2 separate regions of the Homo sapiens genome follow, and region 2 is linked to region 1. A link is an interaction called in ENCODE POLR2A ChIA-PET data of the cell type or tissue named here. Cell type or tissue: PC-3. All regions are shown on one strand.

What was found. ChIA-PET counts read pairs that join two places held together with the same protein. Peaks named below come from ENCODE experiments on the same cell type or tissue, not always from the same donor. Only the 100,000 strongest peaks of a DNase experiment are listed, where the experiment ranks them.
Region 2: POLR2A ChIA-PET joins it to region 1 with 6 read pairs; 11 of 35 experiments call an interaction of 5 or more read pairs at or near these places.

Annotation. Positions count from the first base shown.
Region 1 is chr10:52,465,159-52,467,658 of GRCh38, reverse strand. All of the region lies in intron 1 of LNCAROD (lncRNA activating regulator of DKK1), which reads left to right. Among named protein-coding and RNA genes, the nearest start is that of LNCAROD, 4.1 kb to the left of the region's middle. In PC-3, no CTCF peak of the experiment used is centred here; a DNase peak (open chromatin) is centred at 988; H3K27ac peaks cover 2,398 bases.
Region 2 is chr10:52,318,007-52,320,506 of GRCh38, reverse strand. No RefSeq gene overlaps it. Among named protein-coding and RNA genes, the nearest start is that of DKK1, 5.0 kb to the right of the region's middle. RefSeq lists an enhancer at 1,044-2,243. In PC-3, no CTCF peak of the experiment used is centred here; DNase peaks (open chromatin) are centred at 376, 1,246, 1,846 and 2,196; H3K4me3 peaks cover 1,744 bases; H3K27ac peaks cover 2,347 bases.

The DNA of each region.
Region 1 (2,500 bases):
AATTATGGATTATTATATTTTATGGTCTTAAAGGAAATAGGTGATTGAAATAAATAGAATATGTGTGTAGATATATGTATTATATTTAGTTGATAGAGACAATGGCTAAAGAAAAAAAGGCAAATAGTGGCAAATCCTAATAGCCAGTTCCATCAAATTGGCACTAGAGATTAGTGGGGTAATGATTGTTGCAGCCAGATCATCCTCACATCTTGTGACAAAAAGTGCACCAGTGGAATGGTATGAAGAGAATGCAGACATCAGCAACTATTAGAGAAAAGGTAAATGTGTGAACAATGACAGCCTGCCCAGCATAGGCATCTTCAGAAAAGCTCCCCTACACATTTCATTAACGAAATGGACTAACGGATGATCCACTATGTGCAGAACAATATACGAGGGATAATTCGTGATACAAAGAATATAAATCACTGTTCTTGTCCCAAGGTCTCTAATAATCTAGAAGAGATGGCCAAGAAAACCAAAATTATATTACAAATCACAGTGCTGCAAAAGCTGAATGCATATATAGACATATGTAACATTCTGTAGGTATGGAGAAAAGGAAGTGAGAATAAGAGCAGAGAAGCAACTGGGAAAGATTTCTGCGATGAAATTTTGAAAGCAAATGGATATTGACAATCGGAGTCAAAGGTATGAAAAGAGTCTTTTTTTTTGTTTTCAAAGGATAAATATTCATTTCTCCAGGACCAAGAAGAGGAAGTATCCTCTAGAACCTGGCACACTCCGTTTCTCTAGTTAGAACTGGGTAATGCTGGGGGAGTAGAGGGTTGAATGGATTGCCAAGGAAGGGAAAGGGAGTCAGTGGCAGTCACGGAGGCCTGGAGTCTCACATCATGCTAGCAAGTTAAAAGAGGGTACCAGTGCCAGCTGCTCACACTCCTCTGAGGCCTGATCTGTCCCTAAGCTGTCTCACTTCCTGACATCCCTTTCCAGCTGGGTGGCTATTTCCTGGGCCGTTGCAGACATCCCCCTTCACACTCCTTTCACAGCTGTGGTTTGGCGCTCTCTGCAAGAGTCCCAGTGCCAAAAGTGCCCTCTGGGCTTGTGTTCTGAAAGCAAAGGCCTGCTCATTTCCACTACAGAATTTACCCACAGAGACAGACGGAGGCAGCTTTTTTTAGATGGCCAAAGCAAATTGGCCTGCATGAATGACATTGGAGTCGTGTGGTAATAATCAGATCTGGTGTCTGGGACACCCAGGGGCACCAGCATAGGCTGTAAGTAGCTGAGAACTTTTCCTGCTGCATCATAGAAGCTGTTGGAAGCTAAGAAATGGAAGCATTTGAAGGATGAATGAAAACTCCTCCTCATCCATGATGTTTGGCTGTGGCTGGAGGGAATAGTCAAGTTGAAGTTATACAACAAACAGTTGTTTTTATGCTGAGCCAAGGAAGTGACTATGATTCTCCATACCTAGGTAGTGCTGAAGCAGGGGTCTCCAAACTGTGACCTGAGAGCCAAACCCATCCCTCTTGCTGTTTTCCTATACCCTGTAAGTTCAGAATGGCTTCTACATTACTAAGAAGATGAAAAAAATCAAAAATATTTTATCACGTTAAAATTATATGAAATTCAAATTTCAGTACCCACAAATAAAGTTTTATTGGAATACTGCTATGCCTATTGACTTACACGTCATCTCTGGTTTCTAGCTTCAAATGCAGAGTTGAGTAGTTACAGCTGAGACCTCATAAGGCTTTACTTACAAACCTTTTCAATCCCTGTGCTAAAGCAGTGGCCAGTGTAACCAAAGACAGGGGGAAGTGAAATAATAGTGGATGGGAAACTTTTTAAAATGAAGACATAGTTTTTTTTTTTCCTGACCTTCATTTTTAAATGTTCAGCATTCTTGGTTGCAGAATACACCACCCCGAGAAAGAGGTATATCTGGAGCTTAGCATTAATGCTTAAAACAACACTTAGATTTCTTTTTTTAAAACTTTGATTCTCCCATCTCCCACTCTCTCCCTTCCCCGCCACCCCTACCCAACACAAGCATGAGAAAAAAACCATGGGCAGACCACTCATGTAGCTAAGAAGATCTCAGTGACGTGCTGGTGCTCACAGGGACTCATTGGCAGTAGAAGAAGTACAAGGGCAGTGAATTGCAGGCTCCCCACGATGGAACCCAAAGAAAAATTAACTGAAACAATTTTATGGAAATGTATTCAGTATGCACAGATGACAACATGCCAGCAAGTCATTTCGGTATAGCATTCTAATTATAGACACCACTCTCAAAGTTTACTCAAGCTATATAGTATGGTCCCTTTTATAGAGTGTGGTTTAAATTGGCCACTTAAAAACCAGAGAGGTCACTTTAGGTTAACTAGTACAATTTGGTAGCTCAAAGGAACACTGTACTTCACTCAACTTATAGGACTGAGACTTCATTTTTCCTTAGGTTCTGAGGATTCCTCCAAGCCAAACAGCTGGAATGAAAAGTTAAAAAATGAATATTGTGTTAATCAAAAAA
Region 2 (2,500 bases), 150 kb after region 1:
AATCACAAGTGAGTCTGCAGAATGCTTTCCGTCCTGATTTTTATGAGCGGTATCAACCCATGTCTCCTTTTTGCTTTTTCTAGTTTAAGTGCTTTTTCTTCCTTGAAATAAAAGCGCAAGAGAAGGTGATGGTTCAAATACTACCTCTTCTCTGAAGCTTTTTCTGAGCAATTACAGGCTGATTTAATTAATTTTAATCTGTTGTCAGGTATTAATGTATGTAAGATAATACGACATAATATAATATATACATTTCATTGTCCAGTAGTAAAGACCTAAAATTGAGTGCCTACATTGAGCTAGACATAATAGTATTCTGATGCATGCGTTAGTCTCACATCTACATTACTGAGGGAGCCATGACTCAATCCCAAATCTATCCAATTCTAGAGACTGTTTCTAACCACTATACTAAATCAACTTCCAGCACTAATGTTCATCATCTCCCTTGCTAAAGACTAAGTTCTTTGAAGTTAAAGGCCAATATTATATGCATCTTTTCAAATGCTAGCATAGTGCCCACTGGATGTGGCAGACTAAATAAAGGTATATGGAATTAAAATTTCTTAGCATTACCTAGATTGTAGTCCTAGATTTTTGATGTGATTAACTATTTCTAAGCTGTCAACCCTTACACTCAATATATAAAGGACCACATACGTACACACACTTTTGTACAAACATTGAATGCTTAAATTACGAGATTATTTTCTTCTTCTTTAAGGTAAAGATAAGGTATTTCTTTTATATTTTAATATTGTCCTCAGAATAGTATTTTAGAAGGTATGAAAATTGCAATCATAGAACTCAGTGGAAGACACTTTATAAGCCTAATGGTAGTATTGTCTATTTTTCTCTAAGACCGTAAAAGAAAGTTGGTAGTATGATAAAGTTTGATAATGTCACCAATTTAAAAGTGAAGGGCCAGGCTCATTCTTATCAGTAGATTAGACAAAGTTTGAAATATTCAACTCTTCTAGCAAAACAAGAAAAGGGAGTGGTGAGAAAAGGCTTGTGATTTTATTTAATAATAATTTCAAAATCAAAGTAATTAGAACAAGTCTAGCTTTAACTGAATGCCAGAGATTACTGTTCACTGTGAAATTGTTAGGATAAGCCTGTATTTCCCTTTTTCTCCTTTGATACAGTTTAGCAAGAGCTTAATCATCACTTGGTCGGTGATAAGCAAGCATCTTGACATTTTGCTCATACCAGAATTTATGAGTAGCTACAGAAAGCATGCGTTTTGTACTTTGCTTCAAATATGAGTCATCCTATAACTATACTAGTACATGAACATAAAAATTCTATACTCATGACACATTATTTGTTAGATCAAAAAATCTGGAAACAACTTAAACGTCACTGGTTAAAACAATTATAGTATTGCCATTCTGACATACTACAAACTTAATGTAACCTTTAAAAAGAATGAGTCACCTCTCTATGTATTATATAAAATGATCTGCAAGACGCATAGAGTAAAAAAAGCAAGGTGCAGGACAGCGTGTAGAGTATACTAACATTCGATAAAATATCTTGTGAAATTTTCCCAGATGCATGTATTTTCCGTTAAAATACATTGTTTAAAAGTCACACAGCAACAACAACAGACATTTTAAACAATCATTACCCAAATTGTTCTAGATTCCTTAAATAATCCTCTTTTGAATTTGTATTTTATCTGATTTCCATCGTCTAGCCTCTATTACTAGCTAATAAAAACCTACAATTTTCTTGGTATTTTCCACCTTTATAAATATGAAGAATTCTTTTTAACAGAAATCCCTTCCTAATTTCTCAGCTGGATAGGAAGAAGAGGCATCCCTCTGGTTGGTTTTGTATTCTTCCACACATCTCTCATCTGGAGATGAGAAGCAAGAAAGGCTGTCACTAGGGTCAATGTACTGAGGTCCGTTCCTGTAGAAAGGAAGGGATCCAATAACCAAAGCCCTTTAAAAGTTTGCTTCTTTCCCCACTTAAGCAGAAGGCTCTTCTTTCTTCTTTTTGGAGAAAAAGTTTCCTGTTTCCTTTCCTTTATTGTGCTTTATTGGACATGGCAGGCCTTAGAATTGGCCTTTCTGGCACTTCAGAAAACAAGCGCATGTAGAAAAAGAAAGTTTCTCCTGGGTGAGGAAGCTGAGACTTCCAGACAAAAGGAATGTAACAGCAGACATCCTGCCAGTTCCTCTTTCAGTGAAGAACCAACCAAAGCTTGTGTCCCACTGGTTGAGACCCTTGAAATTGAACCACTTCCAGAAACACAAAAACAACAAACGGTCTAGTACATCTGCGTTATTTAAGGAAATATTTGCACGATTGATCAGTCACTACTATCCTTTGCAGGCCTGAAATGCAGCATTTTGTGGTTTGGGTGCAGACTTTAGAATACTACAGAAAAAGTATAAATTGGGAAGTTTGCTTTCCCTTTTCCTCAGTATAAACAATATGAAATCTGGCAAGTACAAATGCAAAGAAAATTTAGATTTTATTCCTGTGG